Regions from separate parts of the Mus musculus genome. Here region 1 is linked to region 2. Evidence: chromatin loops called from intact Hi-C (ENCODE). Cell type or tissue: heart. All regions are shown on one strand.

The links. Peaks named below come from ENCODE experiments on the same cell type or tissue, not always from the same donor. Only the 100,000 strongest peaks of a DNase experiment are listed, where the experiment ranks them.
Region 1: a loop joins it to region 2, with 2.1 times the contacts of the local background. A loop is called at or near these places in 2 of 42 quality-filtered maps.

What each region holds. Positions count from the first base shown.
Region 1 is chr10:117,624,863-117,632,862 of GRCm38, reverse strand. Cpm (carboxypeptidase M) reads right to left here and starts at 3,363. Exons shown (of 9, transcript NM_027468.1): 1 at 3,336-3,363; 2 at 2,980-3,142. The coding sequence starts at 3,139. In heart, no CTCF peak of the experiment used is centred here; a DNase peak (open chromatin) is centred at 3,422; H3K4me3 peaks cover 1,965 bases; H3K27ac peaks cover 918 bases; H3K27me3 peaks cover 5,066 bases.
Region 2 is chr10:117,673,392-117,681,391 of GRCm38, reverse strand. Cpm (carboxypeptidase M) reads right to left here. Exons shown (of 9, transcript NM_027468.1): 7 at 5,300-5,452; 8 at 1,281-1,429. Among named protein-coding and RNA genes, the nearest start is that of Gm25709, 15 kb to the right of the region's middle. In heart, a CTCF peak has its summit at 4,207 (motif pointing right); DNase peaks (open chromatin) are centred at 4,815 and 5,531; H3K4me3 peaks cover 1,604 bases; H3K27me3 peaks cover 1,139 bases.

The sequences.
Region 1 (8,000 bases), 49 kb after region 2:
GACAGTGAATATTGTGCCCTGGTCCACTTGGTACTGCTTTTCTCGTTTTTCACCTAAGATTTTTCTACACCATGTCAACAAGTTTTAAGGATGCCTTCAAAACCTAGAGTCAAATATGGCTCATCTACTATGTCTAAATCTAGGTTAAAAGTAAATTTGTGCTCAAATGTGTAGGTTTCAATTTTTTTTTTAAGTAAAAGTTCAGGGCTGGAAAGACAGCTCACTGGTTAAGAGCACTGGCTGCTTCTCTAGAGGACCCACATCAAGTTCCCAGCACCCACGCGGAAGCTGCTATTGTTGGAACCTCAGTTCCAGGGAGATATGATGCCCTCTTTGGATTCTGTAGACAAAGCATGCATGTACACTAATGCATGTATGTAAGATATGTATCGATGGATTTATATCATCATTTATAACAGAATCAGAAAGTATTCCAACGTCCCAACATGGGGAATGACTAACAAAACACACATAATCAGAGTCTAAAACCAAGAGAATTCATCAGCTGTCTGAAATCATATTTCCTAAAAATAAATATTAAAGTAGTGTGCAGTGGGGAAGGAAGTAAAATTCATAACTGCAGTAATGGAAACATGACAGAGACTCACAAAACCCAAGGTGCACTGGTGCGCTTGCCCAATTAGCCATTATTTCCTCGTCCGGGTGAGGCTGCCCATATTAATAGCGGTAAAAAGTAAATAAAGACAACCAGGGTAAACCCCATGTGCTAAGTACACATACCTCACACCGGAGGGCAAATGTCCGGGAAAGAGCGCCATCAAGAATCACCACACCTCAGTGATCACACTAAAATTCAGGGACACCTTGGCAACCGGGTGTCAATCATAGGTGTACAGTTTGACCTACCCTGGAACCTAACGGTAGATTTGGGATTTTTTTCCCCCCTAATCCAAGTAATTACTTAGAGATGCATACACAGCACAAGTATCTGGCTGCTGGTGCCAGCTTTATTTCTTACACCACAGTCCCTTCATCCTTTAACCACTGAAGCGCATACAAGGTTAAAGATAAAGATCAAGTAAGTCTACTGGCTTCCATTCACTCTTCCCGAGGTTTGAGTTCAGGTGAGCAGGCGGCTCGCAGGCGGACAGTCTCATACATCTGTCCTAAGAACCTTGTGTTTGAAAACACAAAAGCACACGAGTCCTGTGGTACTTGGACTAACAGCATCCCATCACCTTGGTAGTTACAAAATGATTGAACAATAACAGCAAGTTAGTTGCGATGTACATTTCTTTTATATTAATTAGTATTCTTAGACCTTCTTTTTCTGTTTGTTTCTTTCGAGACAGGGTTTCTCTGTATAGCCCTGGCTGTCCTGGAACTCACTCTGTAGATCAGGCTGGCCTCGAACTCAGAAATCCCAAGTGTTGGGATTAAAGGCAGGCACCACCACTGCCTGGCTTCTTAGATCCTTTAAATTTGCTCTACTCTAGCCCTTGGATAAATTATTTTAAGAGACTCAATCTAGATGCTGATTCAAGATATAACTTTCCATATAACTAACCTCCATACTTGGGGTTTGTGGTGATCAGAGGATTTCAGATTATTTCCTTTTTTTTTTAAGATTTATTCATTAAATGTATATGAGTACACCATTGCTCTCTTCAGACACACCAGAAGAGGGCGTTGGATCCCATTACAGATGGTTATGAGCCACCATGTGGTTGCTGGGATTTGAACTCAGGACCTTCAGAAGAGCAATCAGTGCTCTTAACCGCTGAGCCATCTCTCCAGCCCTTAGATGATTTCTGACACCAACTCTGGCAATGCTGCTTCAAAATAAAGCTTCTATTACACAGTCAAAGCTGTTTTTATTGCATTTTTAATATTTCTCTGTAATACAAGAACTGAACCATGACATTAACAGTTATGAGAAGTGACTGGTTGCTTAGTAATGTGGTTATGAGACTTCCAGTCGAGTCAAGAGATCAGTGCTAAACTGCAGGTCAGAACTTTTGAACACAACTTCCACAGCTGAGCCAAACTGCATGAACTTCAGGGCTCTTTCATTCCAGGCATTAAGTTTTCTGGTAACCACTTTTGTGAGAATCAGCGTAGTAACAAAAGATTAGGAGATGATGCTAGCTGCTAAATTTATTTGCCCCACCCAAAATGATCAGGTGCAGGTCCTGGCTAAAACTTCACCCTCTATGGCTAGCAGGTTAGGTTAACGATACAATGCGGAACACAAATGAGGTCTTGAGTTTTATCTCCAGGAGCTAGCTAGCTAGATGGATGGATGGATAGAATCGCCATCTAGGTAACTCGACCAAAATTCTTAACTTCTTGGATCCCCATCTACTCTCTCCACTAAGAATATATAGTTTCAAAAGTAAAGCAGACTAAGTGATACATTTGCAAATGCTAAGGAGATCATTCGTTGTGACTTACTACCAAGCAGGTGTATCCTTCAAAAACAGCCTTTAGACATAGACCTACATTTTCTCATAACTTTAAGCTATCGGGTTAATCACATATGTGTAGAACTCGACAAAAGTATGGCACTGTCTAGTTTTAAAATGACCTGAGGAATCCGTAGTTAACAGTCACAATCAGTATGCAAGGAAGCCAACAAAAAGGGAAACTGAGGAAGATGTTTACCCTGAAAAGGAACGAAGATACACCTCTCAGATAATTACTTCCCGATCCCCAACGGCAATAAAACAGAGGACTAAGCGACAATGACTCTCTGTAGAGAAACGACAATATATATATACAGTTCCTCTTACCGCTCTCCTGATGTAACAAAATTGAAAAAACAAAACAAAAATAAAAACAAAAAATCAACCAACAAACAACAACAAACAAAAGCAGGAAACCCCTGACTGGGCAAGGTGTGCTTTACCTGCGTGGAGCGCGTTTGGAGAGCCTCACCAACAGGGGACCAGACGCTGTCGTTCAACTTACTTTTGAACGCGGGTTGAGGGTTAGGGATGTGCGCAGGAAGCCACCTACCTCTCACAGATTTCCCGATGCTGTGCAAGTGCGTGATCGAACTGTAGTTCTGAGCCACGCTCTTTAGGAACGCCTCCATCCCTTCCTGGTGGTGATATCGGAAATCCAGGGCGGCCACCACGGGCAGCAGAAGCCCCAGCCACAGGCGCGCGCGGTCCATGTCCTAGAGATGGAGGAGAAGTGAGCAGCTGGGTCCGCCACGGAGAAGCGCGGGCATCGCCAGCCCCGAGTCCTCTCCGCCCTCGGGGGCACCTGAGCTCTACGCTCCCTCCTCCGAGGAGCCAGGTGAAGGTGTTCCCACCGGAGCCCCGCAGCCCGCCCGAGTCCCCGCAGCAGCACCCTTCCGCAAACCTCACCAGTACCAGGCGCGCGTCTCCGCCCGCCGGCGAGCGCTGGGCGCTCGGGGGAGTTATAGTCCGGACAGAGGGGCGGGCCCCGGGCGACACGCCCACCAACACGCCCGCTCCGCGCCGCTCCCGCCCCGTGGGGCGGGATCTCCGCCCTAGCTCCCAGGACAACGTGCCCTGCAGGGTATTGAGGACAGCGAGCGAGCCTGGTGGGCGGTGGGGCATGACCTGTCGGAGCCCGTGTTGGACGTGGGGCCTGCCCTCCGCCACCGCGGTCCCGGGAACGCTGCGCAGATGGTGCCCACGGTGGGCGGTGGGCGGGCCACCTGGAGTCCAAGCTGGGCCAGGCTTTCAGCCCTGTGCTGCAACTGAGAAAGCCAGGGAGCTTTCAAGAGAGAACATGTGTGTGAGCCTTACGTGTGCCGAGTGTGCGGTACAGGACCATGTCCAACAAAAGTGTCTAGTAGATAGCATTTGACTGAATCAGAGTTGAGTTTGTGACCAACTCGCAGGACAAAAGCAGAGCTGCTGTCGTCGCTGCTCCGTGGTCCTCAGGCCAGTTCCGGTGCTTCTGCCTAAAATTCTGCTTTCTGGGTGGAGGGGGTGACCTGTGTTTGCATTAAAGAGAACACAGATCGTGACTGGTGAGAAGTGGGTTCGTGACAAGGGGCCATCATGTTCTAAAGGGCACCACACGCACAGTCTCTCTGTCCCATGGATTTACATACACTGTTAAAGAAACACCGGCTCCTGCAAGGGTCTGGGGCAAACAAACTCGGAAAACTACCGATTTGTTATAACACATCTTGAACAGATTCTTTTTAAATAGTGACGGCAGGGACCATCCCAAATTGAGGGGATGGAATTTTCTTCCCAGTGTACAGAAGGAGAGGGTTTTTCTTAAAAGGGTCCTTGAGGGTAGGAGAGATCACTGAGAGGATTAAGATTCTTGGGCTGCGAATCTGGCTCCCGGAATTGCAGTCTCAGAAGCCATCTAAAGGTAGAAGGAGAGACCGACTCCACTGAGTTGTTCTCTGACGGCAACAGGCACAACGTGATCCTTGCTGCACCGCGCCCCCCCCCCCGCCCGCCCCTTACATACGACTAATAAAAGAATTAATGTTTTAAAGCAGAGGTTCTCAGCCTGTGGGTGGAGACCCCCTGAGGACATAGGGACTTTCACAGGGATTTCCTGAATAACAGATATTTACTTTGCGTTTCATAAGAGTAACAAAATTACAATGAAGTCACAACGAAATGGTTTTATGGTTAGGCGGGGGGTCAGCACAAAATAGGGAAATGTATTAAAGGGTTGCAGCATTAGGAAGGTTGAGAGCCACTGTTTTAGAGGTTTAAGTGGGGAGGGACACAGTGGAGAACCTGGGGTGAAGGACTGCCTGCCCTCTCTTACAAATACAGATGGTGTAAGGTTATGAGGTCTGAGGGATCTTCAAGGTCTCCTGTGATTTCAGGCAGTAAGTCCTTCCTCTGACCCCAGGACTATGTGAATTCACTGTGCTAGGCGTACTAAGAACTATGTAAAATGGCAGTCAATCTAACGCCTTGAATAAGGTTGGTAGGCACATCGTTAGAGCCATGACGTGTTTATTAAATACACCCAGCTTAATGAATACGTCTTTAAGGAGAATTTTCTGACGATTGGGAAACCTTAACACAGCGCTTACATTTTCGGACATAGCTGTTGCTGTGCTAAATGTACTGCCACCATGGGCTTGGGAGAGCTTCTCCTTTCACTGATCATGGGTTGAAAGAGCTGAAAGGAAAGGAGAGGGGTGTGGCTTGGGGGGCAGCCACGGAGTTTATGCAGTTATTATGTGGGACAGGAAGGAGATGAGCGAAATGAAGAATTGTCTCACTAGAGATCACAGACTGCTGCAGAAGTAAACGGAAGGGGTGTCACTTCCTGGAGCACAGCAGCACATCTTAACCTGTTGGCCATGAACAACCCTTTCGCAGGGGTCTCCTATCAGATTACATTTCACAATGGTAGCAAAATTACAGTTAGGAGGTAGCAACGAAATAGTTTTATGGGTGGGAGTCACCACAATGTGAGGAACTGTATCAAGGGGTCACAGCATTGAGAAGGTTGAGGGCCACTAGTGTAGTGAGTGGCTCTGTGGCTGGAGACTGGGAGATGGTGGCTTTGTCAGTGCTGAGATGGATTGCCCACTGTATTCGGTATTCCGAGAAAACGAAGGGGTGAGAAAAAGTTGCACTTGCTGCCCTGGAGGTTGACATGTGGCAAGAAGGACTGAGTAGGGAATCAGAGGGCTGGGGTCCTGAAGGTTTAGCACTAGTGACCTTAAGTGTGATCTAAGGACAGTGATGTCACCTGGAGCATGCAAAAATTCTGGTTCTCTCATCCCATTGCAAGCCTTAATAGAGTTCCAGAGATCCGTCCTACATTCGGGTGTGAGATGCACTGCTGGGGAGGAAAAGAGGAAAAGAGGAAGAGAGGAGGAGAGGAAGAGAGGAAGAGAGGAAGAGAGGAATAGAGGAAGAGAGGAAGAAAGAGGAAGAGAGAGGAAGAGAGAGGGAGAGAGGAAGAGAGAAGAAGAGAGAGGAAGAGAGAAGAGAGGAAGAGAGGAAGAGAGAGAAGGATGCAGAATAATAAACAAGCTGGATAGAGGGGAAAACTCAGATTTATGGTTTCAGAGGCAACTTTTCTCCCCCCCCCATCTATCTATCTATCTATCTATCTATCTATCTATCTATCTATCTATCTATCTATCTATCTATCTATTCACTTTACATCCCAATTGTAGCCCCCTCCCTCCTCTCTTCACAGTCCCACCCTTACAAATCCCTTAACCTATTCTCTTCCCTTCCCTTCCCTTCCCCTCCCCTCCCCTCCCCTCCCCTTCCTTCCCTTCCCCTTCCCTTCCCTTCCCCTCCCCTCCCCTCCCCTTCCCTTCCCTTCCCTTCCCTTCCCTCCCCTTCTCTTCTCTTCTTTTCTGAGGAGGGGAAGCCCCCCTCCCCCACACCTTCAGTACCACCCTTCTCTGAGACATCCAGTAGTAGCAGGACTTAGCACATCCTTTCCCACTGAGGCCTAACCAGGTAGTCCAGTTAGGGGAAGGGGATCCAGTAGCAGGCAACAGAGCGATAGACAGCTCCCCCACCCCTGCTCCAATTGTTAGGGGACCCACATGAAGACCAATCAAGGCAACTTTTCTTATGATGAAACGATTAAAGTACCGGAAGTCTAATGGTTGACAACTTGGCATATGGATTCTGTATGAGTAAATCTGGTATAAAGTTTACAAGAAAAAAAAAAGACAAGTAAGGCGATACGGTTTGCTTATGAATGTCCGCAGAGGCTCCTGTGTTGAAGGCTTCTGTGTGTAGCAGTATTTAGAGATGGGGCTTTGGAACGCTGCTGGGATCATGATGACTGACCTCAGTAATGGACCGACCCATTGTTTGTGAATAATTTGTGGCACTATTTGGAAATGATGATAACCTGGTAGAGGAGGAGGAAGTAGGTCACTGGGCAAATGACTTTCGAGGATGTATCTTGTTTCTAGCCTTTCTGCTCACTCTCCACCTCCTGCCTCTAAAGAGGTGAGTGGCTTTGTTCTGTTCTGTTCCCATGGTGATCGGCCTCACCACAGAGTCTATGAACTGAAACCTTTGAACCTTTGAACCCAAATAAATCTTTCTACCTATAAGTTGTTTTTCTCAGATGTTTTCTCATAGCAACAAAGGCTCGTTGACATACCAGAAGACAGAACTAACAGCTCTTACAAAATCAAGAGTGGGCAACTAGACTTTAATAGGCAAGTCCTAAAGCAGCAATGCAAACAGCCAGTAAACAGAGTGAATGTTACCAATGAGGCTAGCAAAGAGTTACATATTTAAAGGGAAAGGTAATGCTTTGTTCTGCCAATCAGTGGGCAGGATTTTAAAAAGATTGGCAATTGCCAGCAAATGGATAGGACCTGGAGACAGGGTGTGTATGTTCTTTCAGTAAACAGTTATACTTGTGTGGGGGGGGGGGGGAGGGGGCGGGGGAGACTTGGGGGGGGGAGGGGGTGGGTAGGTGTGGGGGAGGGGGCTGCCAGAGAAAAGACAACAAAGTCTCCAGTGAGCCACTTCTACTCTAAAGGGAATTTTAAAATGTGTCGGATTTACTGTGAACCTTAGAGTTTCCAAATCAGTGTTGTTTTCGAGTCAGGAAACAGTGAATAATACCTAACCGTTTAACACAAGCAGCATCAGCGACTCTCAGGGGCATTATTTCCTTCACAGTACCTGGAGCCATTTTTGATGCTTATGATTTGGGGTAAGTGTTCCTGGCATCTAACCCTGAGGCCGTGGGCATGGAGGGGTTGCTGCTAAAGACTCTCTAGCAGTGCTTCAACCTTCCTGATGTTTTGACCCTTTAATGCAGTTCCTCGTGTTGGGGTGACCCCAACCATAAAATTATTTTGTTGCTACTTCATAACTGTCATTTTGTTGCTGTCATTAATTGCAATGTAAATACCTGTGTATCCCAACGGTCAGTCTTAGATGAGCCCTGTGTAAGGATTGCTCGACACCCCCAAAGGGGTTGTGGCCCAAAGGTTGAGAAGAGCTGCTCTATGGTAAACAGCATTGCCAGCCTCAGCAAAGAACCATCCAGCTGGAAATGCCAATCGTACTAGGGTTGAA
Region 2 (8,000 bases):
CCCCCTCTTTCGCTCCTACCATGTGGTGTCTGCTTAGCTGCCCTGACTTCTCTGGCAGGGCTACCTGTAAGGCACCTTGGCTTACACTGGCTTCCTCCTGGGCTGATTGATTAGGTTATCCGTGTGTGTGTGTGTGTGTGTGTGTGTGTGTGTGTGTGTGTGTGTACGCGTTAGAATAGCCGTCTTGAGCTGGGGATGGTTCACTGGGTGAAAGCGCTTGCCCAGCAAGCCCGACATGATTCAGTCTCTAGAATGTATGCTGGAAGGAGCAAACTGCCCTCAAAGCTGCTTACCAACTTCTCCAAGTGTGCTATAGCCCACAGATGCGTACATAATTGAGAAAACATGGTAGGTGCTTGGTTAGGAAAACATATGACTTTCCTCCCGGAGACAGTGTTTCTCTGTATAGCCCTGGCTGTCCTGGAACTAACTCTGTAGACCAGGCTGGCCTTGAACTCAGATCTGCCTGCCTCCGCCTCCCGAGTGCTGGGGTCAAAGGCACATGCCACTGAGATGCCAAAGCTTTGAAATTCAGACTCCATTTTAGAAAACCTGACCTAAGTGTGAACTCAGGTAGACCAACAGGCTGGTATCTAATAGCATTAGTTTCCAAGTTGCCCCCCAACAGAACCTGAGCCTAGCTCCCGTCTCTAGTCTAATCCCCAACAAGAGCAGAGTTTCCAGGTTACACCCTCAACAGGACCAGTGTCTCCAGGCTATTTCCCCAACAAATCTGCACCCCCAAGTTACAAGCCTACCCTCTGCCTAACGACCACCAATGCAGAGGGGAGCAGAAGTTAAGTCTATGATAGACTCCCAGCACCAGCCAATCATGTTAAAGGCCACAGGAGCTTTCCAATGAGATGCTTGCACATGTACTCCCTGCTTGCTGCTTACTATAAAGCCTTGACCCATAGACATTCTGGGCTCCCCACCACCACCACCAAAACTGTCCTGCCCTGCGTAATGGTGGTGCGTTGGGGGATGGGCGGGAGGGTTGTTCGAACAGAATAAAGACCCTGGTGAGTTGCACCAGATTGGCTCCTGTGTGTGTTTTGGGGGATCACTAACATTTCCCTGGCGCAACACCATCACTGCGAGACTATATGTGATTCCCCCTCATTGGTTTGTTTCTGCCTTCCACTCCTCTCCTATTGCAGGCCTGATGTTAACCTTGCCTTCCAAGCCTTGCTGTCCTCATGGTTAGATTTCCCACTTAGCGTTGGCCACCCCAGGTGGGCACTGTGCATTTTATAAAATACCGGGCTTTGCTCACTTACATTGATCACGTAGGACCCGGGCAGCAGAAGCAGATAGTATTCTCCAAGCTTGTTGGTTCTAAACGGGCAGATATGCTTTCTGTCTTGGACTTCCACGATTACATTCGGTAATGGAGCTCCACTCTGATCGAACACTTGACCCTTTACCCCTGCAAGGCACAAAGAAAATGAAATATACATGCCATATTTCCAGTCAGTGAGACAGTTCTGGAAGTCCGAGGATCTAGGTTCGATCCTTAGAGTCCACAGTGGAAGGAGAGAAGAGACTCCCTAAAAGGCTGTCCCCTGTCCTTCTCATGTGTCCTGGCACAATAATAATACAATTTACAAGATTTACAACTAAATAACACGTTTTACGGCACATGAAAGACATTTCCTTTATGGATTTAAGAAACACACCCCTTGTATTACCTGCCTTAACAGCGCTCACGAAAGGAGGGTCATTTTGATGCCTGTAGACCACAGTTGAGCTACAAGCCTGATTTATAGCCAAAATTGCTGGCTATAGGCTATTCAGTGTATATCAAAATGGAAGGTCAGAAATGAATAATCCCTTCCTGTTACTTCCGGGTTGTTTATTTGATCATTAAACTGTACTGAACGCATGATGATGGTGGATTCCTTAGAAACCTGAACAAAAATGATTAACTTAAAAGACAGTTGTCAATATATAAGGGTTTCAAAGGTTTGTCTTCACACTAGACAAGCTAAGTGGGGAGCAAAATTATAACAACAGTGTTACATGTCTTATTATTAGCAAAAGCAGCCAATGTTTATTGAGCAATTAATATGTTCCAGTCTGTATACTGAGGGCTTTGGGTGTATGTTCTCAATGAATCTTTACATCAACTCTACAAGATGACAATGTTATCAGAGTTTCATAGGGCGGAGGTGGCACTAAGTGGTAGAATTACTGTTTAGCACTAAGCACCATAAACACAGCCCTGGGTTCCTGGGTTCAGTCCCCAAGACTGCAAAACAAAATAAACGATTGCAAATGTGAAGGATAAGGCTTTGGGTGACTAAAATAACTTTCTTCTTCTCTTCTCTTCCTCCTCCTCCTCTTCCTCCTCCCCCTTTTTGATGGGTCAAGGTCAAATCCATGCCTTAAATAACCTTAATTTTTCAGCCAACTACATAGCCAGATTTGAGATCCATGGAGGCAGTCTCTGGAATCCACACTAAAGCATTGTATTAGACTTGCCCACTTCAAGACTTCAATGTTCACAGCGCTGGGGATTGAACCTAGGGCTTCCTACATCCCAAGAAATGCTCTCCCCTAAACTGCATCAGTCACAATTCCAATTTGTTCCCTCCAGTGACAAACTGGACTATCTGAAGGTAACTTATTTATGCCCAATGACACGAATGAAAAAAAAACCCAAACCAAACCAAAACCCAATGGTAACAATGTCCAAATAGCTACACTCAGCCATTATTCATCATGAAAGAAAAACACCAGGCACATGATAAATAGTGTCCTCTGACAAAGACTGAGAGGAAAGGTGAAGGTTTTGATATTAGTAACAAAGTAGCGTTATCTCACCTCACACAAGAGTCTCTATCTCAACTATTACACAACCCCTGACCTAGATGGCCCCCTGGTGCCTTTCGGGTTCAATTCCTGGCTCCTTTGCTCTGGAGTGGGTTATCAAAGGCGAAGTTTCCTCTCCACTTTATCTACGGAGGTCAACTCTGCAAAATTATCTCCCTGTCATTTTTTCCCCTCCTTTTATCTTTTTTGTTCAAAGTCTCATTGATATTTGTCCTTACGTGTATTCAGGGGTTGAAGTCAGACACTAAAAAGAGACCAGTTGACCCACAGGCTCAGAAAGAGCTGCTATAGCAGGAGAGAAAAAGCCAGTATTGGAAACGAACTCAGAAATCTACCTGCCTCTGTCTCCCAAGTGCTGGGATTAAAGACATGAGCCACCCCTGCCTGGCTTCCCACCCAGTTTCTTAGGCCAGTTTGCTTAGGTATCTGAGGGTGGTGAGCCCTCAGCCTCAAGGCTGAGATCCGCCTTAGAGAGCGGGGAAAGCAGGGGCGGCACTGAAACCTTTGTGCTTTGCTTCCTAGAGATGAGACAAGCTACCTGGGCCTCAGAATCTAAAGATCCTCTTTCCAACGCACACTGAGAACATCCTCTAACACAGCCCATAATACTACAGAGCCCAAGTTTAGACTGAATTCTTCTGTGAGTCCCAGTAGCCCCTCCGGAGCCATAGAGCAGGCTGGCGTGCAGCAGGGCAGAACTCTTACTCCAACTTCCGATCATACTGACGTTTAACACTTTTGTGAGCTTTCAAAACAGGACACCAGCCTAAGAGCTTGACGCCTACACCGGCTTCTGTCCTTCAGGCAAAGAAAGGCCCGCGTGCTACATCAGAGGTTTCTCTTTCCCACAGAGGGCAGGTCTGAGCCTTTCAGATGAGTCACCATCTTAGACACACAAACTTCCTAGCACTTGGTGAACTCTTTCAATGAATGAACAGCGTGGCAGAGACCAGGGAGTGTCTATATAGGAGCATTTGCCCTCATCACCTACAGACAGTTCTCTCTGACATCATCACCTACAGACAGTTCTCTCTAACATCATCACCTACAGACAGTTCTCTCTGACATCATCACCTACAGAGACAGTTCTCTCTGACATCATCACCTACAGAGACAGTTCTCTCTGACATCATCACCTACAGAGACAGTTCTCTCTGACATCATCACCTACAGACAGTTCTCTCTGACATCATCACCTACAGAGACAGTTCTCTCTGACATCATCACCTACAGAGACAGTTCTCTCTGACAGCAGGCAGGGCACTAATGTGGAGCAAGACTTTCTAATAAGTAGCAACAACCACATCAGTATTTTGAAATAGTTTCTTTTTTTTTTTTTAAAGTCAGAAAAAAATATTCCTGTCTTAAACCACAAGGGGGCAGGATTGACGTGCTAATAAACCTACTGTTATCTGAGTTCTCAGCAGATTACAGGGACAGGCGGGTGGAAAAATATTCTTGATACGGCCTAATTAAATGGACTCATAAACTCAATATACCATTGCCAACGATGCTTATGCTATTATTTATTACTTATTATTTATCGGGCTGCACAGCTTCTGCACACTAATACCGTATTAAACATGGCATGCGAAGCTGGCCCTGATTCAGCGCTCTGTGGATCATCCCATCATCCCGATGGCTAGATTAAAAGGCGACAGAGAGGGCAGCGAGGGGCAGAGACATATTCATGTCTTGTTACACCTCCTTGATGATAGTGACGAAGGGTGACTTCACAAAAGAATTCAGAGTGACTTACTAAAGAATCAGTATCGGGAGAGCCTTAATGGATGATGGTTCAGTTATTCCAGGACTCACGGGAAAAGGCCAGCGGAAACTGAAATGTCAGAATAACAACCAAGGACCCAGCACGGTGATTACGTAAGGTGGAGGGAGCCAATGATATGTTTGTAATGTTATAAAGGTGCCGGCAGCACTCGGTTTTATTTTCAAATTTTTACATTTGCTTATTTACATATTTATTGTCTTGGGGAGGCCCCCGTGCTCTATGGCATAAGAGTTTGGAGGTCAGAGGACAGTAGTCAGGTCTCTCCTTCCACCCTGTGGGCTCCCAGGATGAACGGAGGGCACCAGGCTTGGCGCAGGCGCATTTACCTGCAGAGCCACGCAGCGGGCTACAACTAGGCTTCTGATTGAAGATGTTGCAAGAGTACATCCGGTTTTCCTGATCTTTTTGCCAGATTTGCATATCATTCCATATGTAAAATTGGGGGAACTCTGGGCTTTTACGCCCTCAAAACAAGTGACTCATCCTCTCTTACGAACGAACAGCTAAGCCTAGCATCTCTCACACACTGTAGATAACACGTTGAGAATTCAAACCCTTAGTCCTGGCATAGAAAACCAGGTCCAGCCCCAAGTCCCCGGAGGAGGTTTTGTATATGCTCGACGCAAAGGTTCTACCCACGCTGTGAGTGTTAACAAGAAGATATAGGACACAAACCTAGGTGCACCTGTTTTATATATTCGATCAAAGAGGCTTTGTTATCGTTCCAAAAGAGCGGCAGCTTCTCCTCGCGAGGATATTTACAGCACGACAGCTCCAGGGTAATTTCAAAGCACTGGGCCCAGATGTAGTTGTAATCTTGCATTCCCCCTGCAAAGCAAGCACATCTCATTTTTGTTAAGGACCAGTGGTGGAAGGGAGCCAAGTATCACGTGCCCGGGAGACGAGCGAATGAGAAAAAGAGGCATTGGCTGTGAATTAACACATCCGTCACGTGGGGCTTCACAACTCATCACGTGATCAGACAGACACGGGGTCCCGTGAGGTAGCTGGGGTGCAGCTGACTGAAACTCAGTTATGCACCAAAATTAAGTCAGAGATGGGAAATGATTTCCCCCTCCCTTAAAATCCTACATTTCAAGAGCACCCCTCCCCCTTAAATTGCATTCTAACTAGAAAGGAGTAGGGGCGTGGTTAGAGGGTAGAGGCTACATTTTATGTGGGTACAGGCTGTTTTTAAGAAGAGGTTCAGAGGAGGACAGGACACGGTGTAAATGGGGCACTCATGTTCTCAAAGACATTTTAAGTTAAAAATATTGCAAAAAGGAAAATTTAGTTTATTGACTCTACTGCAAAAAGGTAGTGGGATAAACAGGCTGGGAAAGACAGCAGAATATGATTGTTTTTTAAAGTATTTCTGTAGGGCTGGAAAGACGGATACTGGTACTTTCCCAGCAAACTTGAGTTCGGTGCCCAGTACCCGCATCAGGTGGCTCCAGGCCAGGGGATTTGACCCCTTTCTTTTGGTCTCCTGCACACATGTGGCATAGACTCACACAAACATACACGCATACACAAAAAACAAAACGAAAAAAGCAGATCTTTAAAAATATTTCTGTAAACTATAAAATTAATTAAACTAAAATCAGAGACACTGGTTTTAGAGGAATAATAATAATGTTTATATTACTGAGTTTTCAGGGGTTGTTTTTTTAGATTCTTTCCTAAGATCTTTATGCCATCTCATGGAATCTGTCTGAACAGTCCTTGAGGGCAGCAGGTCCAGGGACTCCTGCCCATGGGTGGCAGAGAGCAGGGTGCAGCCTTGTGGCTTTGGTCTTCTTTATGACAAGATGTCTCTGAGACTCAGAGAAGATGCTACTGACTTTAGGAAGGCTCAGACACAGGTGCGTGTGGCTTCCAGCTGTCACTGCTCTTGTGTGCTTTATAATTCTTTGACATTAGGAGACCCTAAATTCAAAGGGTTATAGTTACTGTGTATTTTACAGGGCATGAAATTTCGTATATGACATCTCTGGATTTATGTGTCTTAAAATTTCATGTCTGAAAAATGTGTATTTAACAGAGAGGATTTTATTTCCTGGTGGTATGTTATATTTTATACGAATGACAGCTTAGATTTGATGAAATGAAGTCCCCCCCCCCCCCACTCCTCTTCTCTTTCTGTAATATATACTGAGCTCTAGCCAGAATCTCATTATACCAGTTCAGTGGTCCACCACCAAGCCACACCATCAGCCCTATAGTAACTTTGAAGGAAGTAGATTACACCTTATTACACACAGTATCTGATCTGGTTTGAATGTGAAATGCCCTTCCATAGGATCATGTGTCTGGGCACTCAGTCCTTGGCTGCTCCTGGCAGAGGCAGGGCCACAGTGATAGGGCTAGCAGGTGGCATCTGTCCCTGGTCTCCCAGTGACCTCTGTTTCCCCTGTTTCTACCAATCATGCAAGTGTAAGGTAAATGATGCTCTGTCAGGCACTTTGTCCCAGCAATCAAACCAGTAACCAGTACAGTACCCACCCCAGAGAACACATGTGCTCTAACAGGCACTGGAAAAGTTTAAGTTAAACAAAATGCTCAAGGGATAGAGAGATGGCTCAGGGCGTAAGAGCACTGTCTGCAGTTACAGAGGACCCAGGTTTGGTTCCTAGCACCCACAGCTCACAACACACTGTAACTCCAGCTCCAGGGGTGCTGACTCCCTCTTCTGGCTGCTGTGGCACATGTGGTTTGCAGACATACATGAAGGCAAAAATACTCATATATATATATATATATATATATATATATATATATATATATATATAAAACCAAAATCCACAAAGAAAATGTCAAAATGTTAAGCAATCTCTATAGACCTAGATTCTTGTGACAAAGTTGTTTTTTTTTTGTTTGTTTGTTTGTTTTTTTTTTCTGGACTAGAGAGAAAGAGTTCAGCAGTTAAGAGCACTGACTGCTCTTGCAGAGGTCCTGAGTTCAATTCCCAGCAACCACATGGTGGCTCACAGCCATCTGTAATGAGATCTGATGCCCTCTTCTGGTGTGTCTGAAGACAGCTATAGGATATTCACATACGTTAAATAAATCTTCCTTCCTTCCTTCCTTCCTTCCTTCCTTCCTTCCTTCCTTCCTCCCTCCCTCCCTCCCTCCCTCCCTCCCTCTCTCTCTCTCTCTCTCTCTCTTTCTTCCTTCCTTCCTTTCTGTGTCACCCTGGCTGTCCTGAAATCCACCTGCCTCTGCCTCTCAAGTGCTGGGATTAAAGGCATGTGTCACCACTGCCCGACATAAATAAATCTTTTTTTTAAGATTTATTTATTATTATACATAAGTACACCGTAGCTGACTTCAGACACACCAGAAGAGGCCATCAGATCTCATTACTACGGGTGGT